Linked DNA regions of Homo sapiens: region 1 is linked to region 2. Evidence: read pairs that join two places in POLR2A ChIA-PET (ENCODE). Cell type or tissue: OCI-LY7. All regions are shown on one strand.

Region 1 (5,000 bases), 78 kb after region 2:
AAAGATGTAAATAAGTGACTCTGAGACAGTAAATGAAACCCTTTTAGAAAGAGAGTAATTATTTTTGTCAATGGGGTACTCTGCCTAAACATCGGAAATGATTGTGTGGGGCGGGGGGTCACACTCAGTGAAGCCTGCCATTAAAATGTCAAGCCTTCTTTATTTTTAGGAATCATTTTTCTCTGTGGTGGCTTCCAATTTTAATAACACTTTTACACCCGGGCACAGTGGCTCACACCTGTAATCCCAGCACTTTGGGAGGCCGAGGCAGGTGGATCATGAGGTCAGGAGATTGAGACCATCCTGGCTAACACAGTGAAACCCCATCTCTACTAAAAATACAAAAAATTAGCCAGGCATGGTGTGGGCACCTGTAGTCCCAGCTACTCAGGAGGCTGAGGCAGGAGAATGGCGTGAACCCAGGAGGTGGAGCTTGCAATGAGCCGAGATCGCGCCACTGCAGTCCAGCCTGGGCAACAGAGAGAGACTCCATCTCAAAAAAAAAAAAAAAGCACTTTTACATGTGTTACCTCTCTTCATCTCCACAAAAGTCCTTACTTAGTCAAAATATGCCACATAGGCCAGGTGCAGTGGCTCACGCCTGTAATCTAGCACTCTGGAAGGCTGAGACGGCAGATTGCCAGAGCTCAGGAGTTTGAGACCAGCCTGGGCAACATGGTGAAATGCCGTCTCTACCAGAATACAAAAAATCAGCCGTTGTGGTGGCAGGTGCCTGTAATCTCAGCTATTTAGGAAGTTGACGCACAAGAATTGCTTGAACCCAGGAGGCAGAGGTTGCAGTGAGCCAAGATTGTGCCACTGCACTCCATCCTGGGCGACAAAGCAAAACTCTATCTCAAAAAAAAAAAAAAATTATATATATATATATATCTATCTCACATAACTCGACGGAACCCTGGGTGAGCATTTCTCCCTGAGCTCATTCCAATGGCTATTTTTTCCTAGAGAATTCCTCCAAGATGTCCCTTCTACAGCTCAAATATCCTTAAGTCCTCAAACAGCTGGTCTTCTGTCAAGAAAGAGTTTTGAATATTTTGCCTCCTTTATCACCCTCCTCCACACACATACAATTTGTCAATATTTGTCTTAAAAGGTCGTGCCCATATGTAAGTGAAAAATTCCAGATGTGTTGACACGTTCTAAATAGCGGTGGCCGGCTTCCTCCACTTGACAGCCTACTTTTGAAGCACAAAATTGAATGAACATTTGGAGTGACACATCACATTTCTGCATGCTGTTGAACTTAAATCCAACTTCAGTTTTATTTAACCCCTTTCCAAGTAAGATGCACAAGAGAATAACCCCATAAGTGTTAAGATAGAAAAAGGATAAGCAAATATGTCCTTGTTTAGGTATAGGACATTTCCAAGAGGGCATGTCAGAAAATGTGGACAGTGGCTGTTAACTTCTAGAGTGTAGAGGATGGGCGTTTCTAACCCTTTACCATATACCCTTTAGTACTACAGTCATGCGTCACTTAAGGACAGGGATGCGTTCTGAGAAATGCATTGTCAGGTGATTGCATCATTGTACAAATGTCATGGAGTGTACTTACACAATCCTAAGTGGTGTAGCCTACTACGCACCTAGGCTACATGGTACAGACTATGGCTCCTAGGCTGCAAACCTGTACAGCAAGTTCCTGTACTGAATACTGTAGGCAGTTGTAACACAATGGCAAGTGTTTGTGTATCTAAATGTATCTAACCATGGAAAAGGTAGAGTAAGAACATGGTGTAAAAGATAAAAAATGGTTCACGTGCCAAGCACTATGAACGGAGCTTGCAGAACTGGAAGTTACTCTGGGCAAGTCAGTGGGTGAGTGATGAGTGAATGTGAGGGCTGAGGACATTACTATACACTGCTGGAGACTTTATAGACACTGCACACTTAGGCTACACTAACTAACTTTATGAAAAACCTACTTTCTTTCTGGTTTTTTTTTTTTTTTTTTTTTTGGAGACAGAGTCTTGCTCCATCACCCAGGCTGGAGTATAGTTGCGCGGTCTCGGTTCACTGCAACCTCTGCCTCCTGGGTTCAAGCAATTCCCCTGTTTCAGCCAGCTGAGATTACAGGTACCCGCCACCACCCGGCTAATTTTTGTATTTTTAGTAGAGACGGGATTTCACCATGTTGGCCAAGCTGGTCTCAAACTCTTGACCTCAAGTGATCCGGCCACCTCGGCCTCCCAAAGTACTGGGATTACAGGCGTGAGCCACGCACCTGGCCAAAACTTTTTTCTTCAATAATGAATTAACCCTAGCTTAATGTAACTTTTCACTTTATAAACTGTAAAATTGTTTTTGACTTTTTGACTCTTTTGTCATAGCACTTACCTTAAAACACAAACGCATTGTACACGTGTGCAAAACTATTTCCTTCTTTACGTTCTTATTCTATAAGCTTTTTCCTATTACTTTTTCTTTTTTTACTTTTTAATTTTTTTTGTTAGAAACTAAGACAAGAACACACACACTAGCCTGGGCCTATACAGGGTCAGGATCATAAATATCCCTGCCTTCCACCTCCACAGATTGTCCCACTGGAAGGTCTTCAGGGGCGATAACACACATGGAGCTGTCATCTCCTATGACCACAATGCCTTCTTCCGGAAACCTCCTGAAGGACCTGCCTGAGGCTGGTTTACAGTTAACTTTTTAAAACTATAAGTAGAATGAGTGTATTCTAAAACAATGATAAAAAGTATAGCACAGTAAATACATAAACCAGTAATATAGTTGATTATCATGATCAAATATTATGCAGTGTACATAATTATATGTGCTATACTTTTATAAGACTGGCGGTGCAGCAGGTTTGTTTACATCAGAATTACCACAAACATGTGAGTAGTATACTGCGCTACAACATAAGGATGGCTATGACATCACTAGGTGATAGGAATTTTTCAACTTCATTATCATCTTATGAGACCACTGTCGTACATGTGGTCTGTTATTGATTATACAGACCTCGAAGGAGTGTTGTGAACAGTAAATTAGAGACTGCCTATAAAATGCTTACCCCAGTGCACAGAACATACTAGGCCCTTAAAAATATTAGGTATTGGCCAGGCGCAGTGGCTCATGCCTGTAATCCCAGCACTTGGGGAGGCCGAGGTGGGCAGATCATGAGGTCAGGAGTTTGAGACCAGCCTGACCAACGTGGTGAAACCCTGTCTCTATTAAAAATCCAAAAATTAGCCAGGCATGGTGGTGCGCGCCTGTAATCCCAGTACTCAGGAGGCTGAGCGGGGTTTCTTGAGCGCAACACTATCCCAGCCATCAGTGAAAACAATCAAACAATAAACAGGATGAACGCAAAGACAGAAACATATGCCTGATGACAATCTGTTGACTCACATATTTTGTGTACATTTTGCTGTCACTTAACTATGGGATACTAGGGGCTAAGAATGCCTAAAACTGATCTGTCCAACAGGACAGCCACTATCCACAAAGGGTTCCTGAGCCTTGAAATGTGGCTAGTCCGCATGGAGATGTGCAGTCAGCATAACACGCAGTCTGGATTCCAAAGGCTGAATATGAAACAACTGTGAGATTTCTCCTTAATATTTGTTCGTATTGATTGCATGTTCAACTAATATTTTGGATATATTTCATTAAATAAAATATATTTCTAATTTCACTTGTTTATTCCTGTGGATTTTATGTTTATTTTTCTTTTTGAGTCAGGGTCTCGCTTCGTCCCCCAGGCTGGAGGGCAGTGATGTGATCATAGCTCACTGCAGCGTTGACCTTCTGAGTTCAAGTGATCCTCCCACCTCAGCCTCCCAATGTGCTGGGATTACAGGCATGAGCCACTGCACCTGGCCTGTTCCTGTTTACTGTTTAAAAACGTAAACAGCTACTGTTTAAGTTTACTTTAAAGTGACTACTAAAAAATTTATAATTACATATGAGACTTGCATTTTTGGCTCACGTTATGTTTCTATTGAACAGTGGCAGTCTAAAATAAGTCCCGGATTTCAGGGGCTTATAATTTAAATATGTATACGTGTATATATATATGTATATATAATATATATATACATATATATTTATATGTTTCCTACAGCAGCGTGACAGTGAACTGGGCTTTATTCAACTCTACAGATGAGCCCAACTGAATTCTACAATAAATCCCATGCAGCAAACAGCAGCACAGGCCAGCAAATAGGTTCCTACCTTTTTTATTCTTTCAGTGGAAAGGCTGGTACCAAAGTTTAATATATATATATTACACATATAATATATGTAATATATATTATATAATATATGTAATATACATTTTATATAATATATGTAATATATATTTTATATATATGTAATATATATTTTATATAATATATGTAATATATATTTTATATATATGTAATATATATTTTATATAATATATGTAATATATATTTTATATAATATATGTAATATATATTTTATATAATATATGTAATATATATTTTATATAATATATGTAATATATATTTTATATAATATATGTAATATATATTTTATATAATATATGTAATATATATTTTATATAATATATGTAATATATATTTTATATATATGTAATACATATTTTATATAATATATGTAATATATATTTTTTATATATATGAAAGGGTTAAGAAAAATACAATGCATTAGTGAATAGTATAAGTACCAAAACAGAGTGCTATTGACTCCAGGAGTTCATAAATGAGGACCATACATAGAAAAGCCTTGGAAAGAGTGTTAGACTTCTCTGGGCCTTTAAGGAGTTAGAGACAGGACAAGAAAGAGGCCAACATGAGTGACATCATGGAGATGAGGAGTGGGCATGTGAGCTCCCCATGATGAAAATCTAATGAGCTGAGGAACTCCGCATAAACCAGATGAGCTTTTAGAGAAGGAGGAAGCGTAAAGCACAGGTAACACAGGTACCTTTAGTGCAGGAATGATGAAATCTGTGTTTTTGTTTTTGTTTTTGTTTTTGA
Region 2 (5,000 bases):
GAACATGTTTAAGGTCACAAAACAAAGACATAGCACAGCCGGGTCTTGCCACAGCAATGAAGAACATGGTACATTTGTCACAACTCCTTCTGCCAATGCTGGGTCCTAGTAATGAACAGTTTAGGTATAGCAGTGTCTTGAAACTTCTTTCCTCTCCTCCTAAACCTCACACACAACTGACCTTAAGAAGAGCAGTTTCAGCACATTGACGAGGACAAAAGCTAACCATAGAAGGTCCAAGAGAGAGTGGAGTGGTGGAGGCAGTCCATATGAACATCTCCTTTGAGGAATTCTGCTGTAAAAGGAGGCAGAGGGATGGGGCAGTGGCTGGAGGGGTGTGTGGTCATCTTAGTTGCTTGTATTTTCAGGATGGTAGTTTTATTAAGACCATCTGTATGCTGACGGAAGACAAGAGGAAATGAGAGCCAGTGAACAGAGAGCTGAACTAGGCAGAGGCACCGGCCACTCATCCACCACAACAGGACAGAAGGCAAAATCTACCAGTCCATCTGCGGGCAGGCCAGTAGCTGGGGTGGTGGGGAGCAAGGAAGTTGTTTTCTCACTGCTTCTTAGTCAAATAAGATGACAGTCGTCACCTCCAAGGAAGGAGAGAAGGTGGCATTGGCAGTAGCATGTATTTCTCACACATCCATGTGTGTGAGAAAACTGACTGAAAGCTTATAAGTGGCAAACCCATGGCCAATTTATAAGGAAATCAACAGCTGCTGGGTAGCACTTATCACTCGACCACCTAGTTATAACAGACAGCACACTGAGCTACTTGAAAATAAGGATGACTGGGCTTTTCCCTTGGATGAGCTACAACTTAAAAGTAGAGTGCCAGATATTTATTGACAATCCTAACCCCAGGTATAGGGTAAACCTGCGAAGAGAAGACAGAATTCTTGTGGCTGAAAGAACTACCTGAAGGCCAGGTGGCTGTGTGGTATCAACTTGTAGTGCCTTTTGCTTTTATCAATTTCTGCACTTATAAGACAACCACAGGTGGCCAGGCGCGGTGGCTCATGCCTATAATGCCAGCACTTTGGGAGGCCGAGGCAGGCGGATCACGAGGTCAGGAGATCGAGACCATCCTGGCTAACATGGTGGAACCCTGTCTCTATTAAAAATACAAAAAAATTAGCCGGGCGTGGTGGCGGGCGCCTGTAGTCCCAGCTACTCGGGAGGCTGAGGCAGGAGAATGGCATGGACCCAGGAGGCAGAGCTTGCAGTGAGCCGAGATTGCACCACTGCACTCCAGCCTGGGCAACAGAGCAAGACTCCATCTCAAAAAAAAAAAAAAAAAAAAAGACAACCACAGTTGACATCATATACTGCATTGCTCAATGGCCCCGAAATATGGTCCCAAGTGGTAAATTCCTTTGAGAGTGTAATAACAGGAAAAATGCTCTGAAGAATTTATATGCTTCATTTAATGAAATGAAATATTCATCGGTACCTGAGATGTATTATCGTAAAGCAAATTGAAAATAGACACTGCCTGCTGATTATTAAATTATAAAGTAAACATATAATTAATCCATAGGAACTAAGGATCCACAAAAGCCATCTTAAAGAGACAGAAGTTTTTTGTTTTTTAACAAAGCTTGAATGTAATAGGATCAAAGGTATCTTAACCCACATACAAATATAAACATATGTAAAGAATCAAAAGAAAAGGAATTCACTGCACGGGATGGAAAAACAGGCACAGTAGCAAATTACATGGAACAGAACAGAAGAAGGATGCCTTAACCAACAAAACAGGCCTTCCCCACAAAGGCCAGTTACTTAGCATAAGGTTATAAACTAGATTGAAGATGCATCAGATGCTCAAAGTGACACATACTTTTAAGAGCTAAAAGCTTTCTCATAAGCCCACACATACTGGCAGACAACATCAACTCCACAGGGAATGCTGAAACAGAGCTAGGCACTGACATGAAAAGATTAGTGACAAGGGAACACAGAGTCACTGAGAACATTGCAAACACCAGCAGGGAAGAGTTGCAAGAGAAGACAACTGGTCTTCTTGTGCAGAGGTGGTCCTGAGATGCACCAACTGATTCCTAAGTGAGAGTCTATGGAAAGAATGCCAGCACATGTGCAGTGTAAGTCCACTGCATGGTGCTGGACTCTAAATCAGACAAAACATTTCCCAAATGAAACTAGGGTTAGCATGGAATGAGACTATCGGCAATCTTAAAAACAGACAGCTATTGATTTCGGTTCTTTCTGATTACATCAGTTGTTCAGCTTATGAAAACGTATTGAGCTATCTACACTTAGGACATATGCACTCTCCTGTATATATGTTGTATTTTGATAAAAAAGTAAAACCAAAACATAAGAAAAGGAATATGCTGGAAAGCATTCACCCAAAGTATTAAAATTCTGCCGCTTTGATAAATTATTTATTCTATCTGCAAGATAAGATGAGCCCAAACAAAATGACCTCTTTAAAACAACTCATTGTGAAAGGGAGAAGGTTTAAAAGTCAGTCAAGTATATATTGAGTGCAGTGAAGCTAAACTGTCTGTACATTGAGTGGTGCACATTGAAGAGCCTTGACTTTCCTACAGTCATGCTCCAGGTAGGTTCTAAAACCCAAGTCACACCATTTTTGCCTCCACCCAGAGATTAAAAAATAATAATTAACCCTTATCACCTGAAGTTGAACAGGTTTAGCAGTATGTAGATCTTTTAAAAGGTAGATGTAATTCTTAATGACAACAGATATACGTGAAAAAGCGAATCATAGGCTGCCATCGTCATAGGGCTTATGCTATAAAATGCTACTTCTAAACCAGAGGATTTGCTGAAAGATGCTGTTCAGTGAGCAAAAGGGAAACACCCTCTGGCAATGCCACAGGGGCCAGGATGTGGCAAGATCACAATCTCTTCATCACTCTGTGCCTCAGTCTCTGAGCACAGCGACTTTGCACTGGCAAATTTACTCAGGAATGCCTTGAAAAACAAGATATGAAGAGGTCTGCCATGAAACTATGTATGATGACAAACACAGAAAATCAGGGCCAGGAGATGAAAGGATTGACCAGATACACTCACAGTAATGGTTACCACAATTGCTATGACTGAGCACAAAATGTGGTTCTTAACTTCCTCATAGAGCAAAAAAGGAAATAGCTCTCATAAGTTTCCTTCTATTGATTCTCTACCACCTCTAGGCATAGCAGTGATCTATGTGCTGTGAGCAAAAAGACTGACTTCATGTATTTAAATGGCCAATTCCTTAATTAAGAAAGCTACCATATACATGGACAATCTCAGTGTTACCAATTTTGTCAAAAACACAGAGCTAGGTTCATAGCTACTTCCTTATTTTTCTGGCAGTTCACAATTCTCAAATTGGACAAACAGATTCTAAATGCCTTTTCCCATAAAGAACTGTGGGAAAATAGAATAAATGCAATTCTGCTTTCATTGATTTCAACAAACTAATGAAAATTAAGACATCAAGTACAGGGCTGCATCACTCAAGAGCAGTGAAAAAAGGCTGAAGGCATTGGAAAAAAAGATTCACACAAACTCACTGTTCTTGTTACTACTACATTTTCAAGGCGAGAGGAGAAAACAAAAGTATTTTTAAAACAACTTCTAGAAATGCATATGCTTGAACCATAAAATATACCTTATACTGTCTGTAAAGAGTATAAAGATATAATTTAATACATGATTTGAAAGAGATGCAGTTTAGCTTTGGTAAGAAGAGCAGAGGGGCCGGGCGTGGTGGCTCACGCCTGTAATTCCAGCACTTTGGGACGCTGAGGTGGGCAGATCACGAGGTCAGGAGTTCGAGACCAGCCTGGCCAACATGGTGAAACCCCATCTCTACTAAAAATACAAAAAATTAGTCAGGCTTGGTGGCAGGCGCCTGTAATTCCAGCTACTTGGGAGGCTGAGGCAGGAGAATCACTTGAACCTGGGAGGCAGAGGTTGCAGTGAGCCGAGATCACGCCATTGCACTCCAGCCTGGGTGACAGGGCGATACTCCATCTCAAAAAAAAAAAAAAAGAAGAGCAGAGAACCTGAATTTTTAAATCAATGAACAAGTTACAAATTTCACAAGACCTTAATGTAGCAGATCTACAGAGTGTTGAATTAAGATATTTCTAAGATCTCTCCAAATCTCACTCTATCTAAGTCTCAGCTCAAATGTCTCCTTACCAGAAGCCATCCCGGGGCACCTCTTAAAGTAGCACCTACACACTGCTCTTTATCCTCTCACACTGCTTTATTTTCAAGGCATGTATTACTGGGCCCTACTATATAGAGTCATGCGCCACATAATGATTCGGCCAATGATGGACCACGTATGTGTGAGAATGGTCCCATCAGACGGTAATACCACATTTTCACTGTACATTTTCTGTATTTAGATACACAAACACTTGTCACTATGTTACAACTGCCTACAGTATTGAGTACAGTAACATGCTACAGGTCTGTAGCCTAGAAGCAATAGGCTATACCATACAACCAAGGTGTGTAATGGGCTATTCCATCTCGGTCTAAGTACACTCTTTGATGTTTGCACCATGATGAAATCGCCTAACGACACATTTCTCAAAACATACCCTGTTGTTAAATGGTATGTAACTGTACTTATTTCTTCCCTCACCAAGACACAGGATCCACACTAGGAACTCAGTCAGCTGTGCTGCATCACCAGGGTCCAAAATACTAAGTAGCATCTAGCAGGTATACAAATAGTTTTTCAATGAAAGAACAGACCCATTCTAGTCCTGCAGTTCAAAACACTAGGTTCAGTGAAGCATCCTTGAATTTGTAGTCAAAGACAAAATTCTAATAGTGATTTAAGAATATAACTTTCAACAAAGCTTGAAGTTATAGGACTTCATCATTAATATTAGTAAGAAATTATACTAATATGCAACAATTACTGAAGATAACACACAAATGGTCAGGTCAGGTTCAAATCCTGGCTCTACTCTTTACTGTATAACCTTAACTTCTCT

What was found. Peaks named below come from ENCODE experiments on the same cell type or tissue, not always from the same donor. Only the 100,000 strongest peaks of a DNase experiment are listed, where the experiment ranks them.
Region 1: POLR2A ChIA-PET joins it to region 2 with 5 read pairs; 12 of 35 experiments call an interaction of 5 or more read pairs at or near these places.

The regions. Positions count from the first base shown.
Region 1 is chr1:231,048,012-231,053,011 of GRCh38, forward strand. No RefSeq gene overlaps it. Among named protein-coding and RNA genes, the nearest start is that of FAM89A, 10 kb to the left of the region's middle. RefSeq lists a cis regulatory region at 1,354-1,633. In OCI-LY7, no CTCF peak of the experiment used is centred here; no DNase peak of the experiment used is centred here.
Region 2 is chr1:230,970,057-230,975,056 of GRCh38, forward strand. The region is part of intron 1 of TTC13 (tetratricopeptide repeat domain 13); the gene reads right to left. Among named protein-coding and RNA genes, the nearest start is that of TTC13, 6.3 kb to the right of the region's middle. RefSeq lists an enhancer at 2,805-3,044. In OCI-LY7, no CTCF peak of the experiment used is centred here; a DNase peak (open chromatin) is centred at 3,105.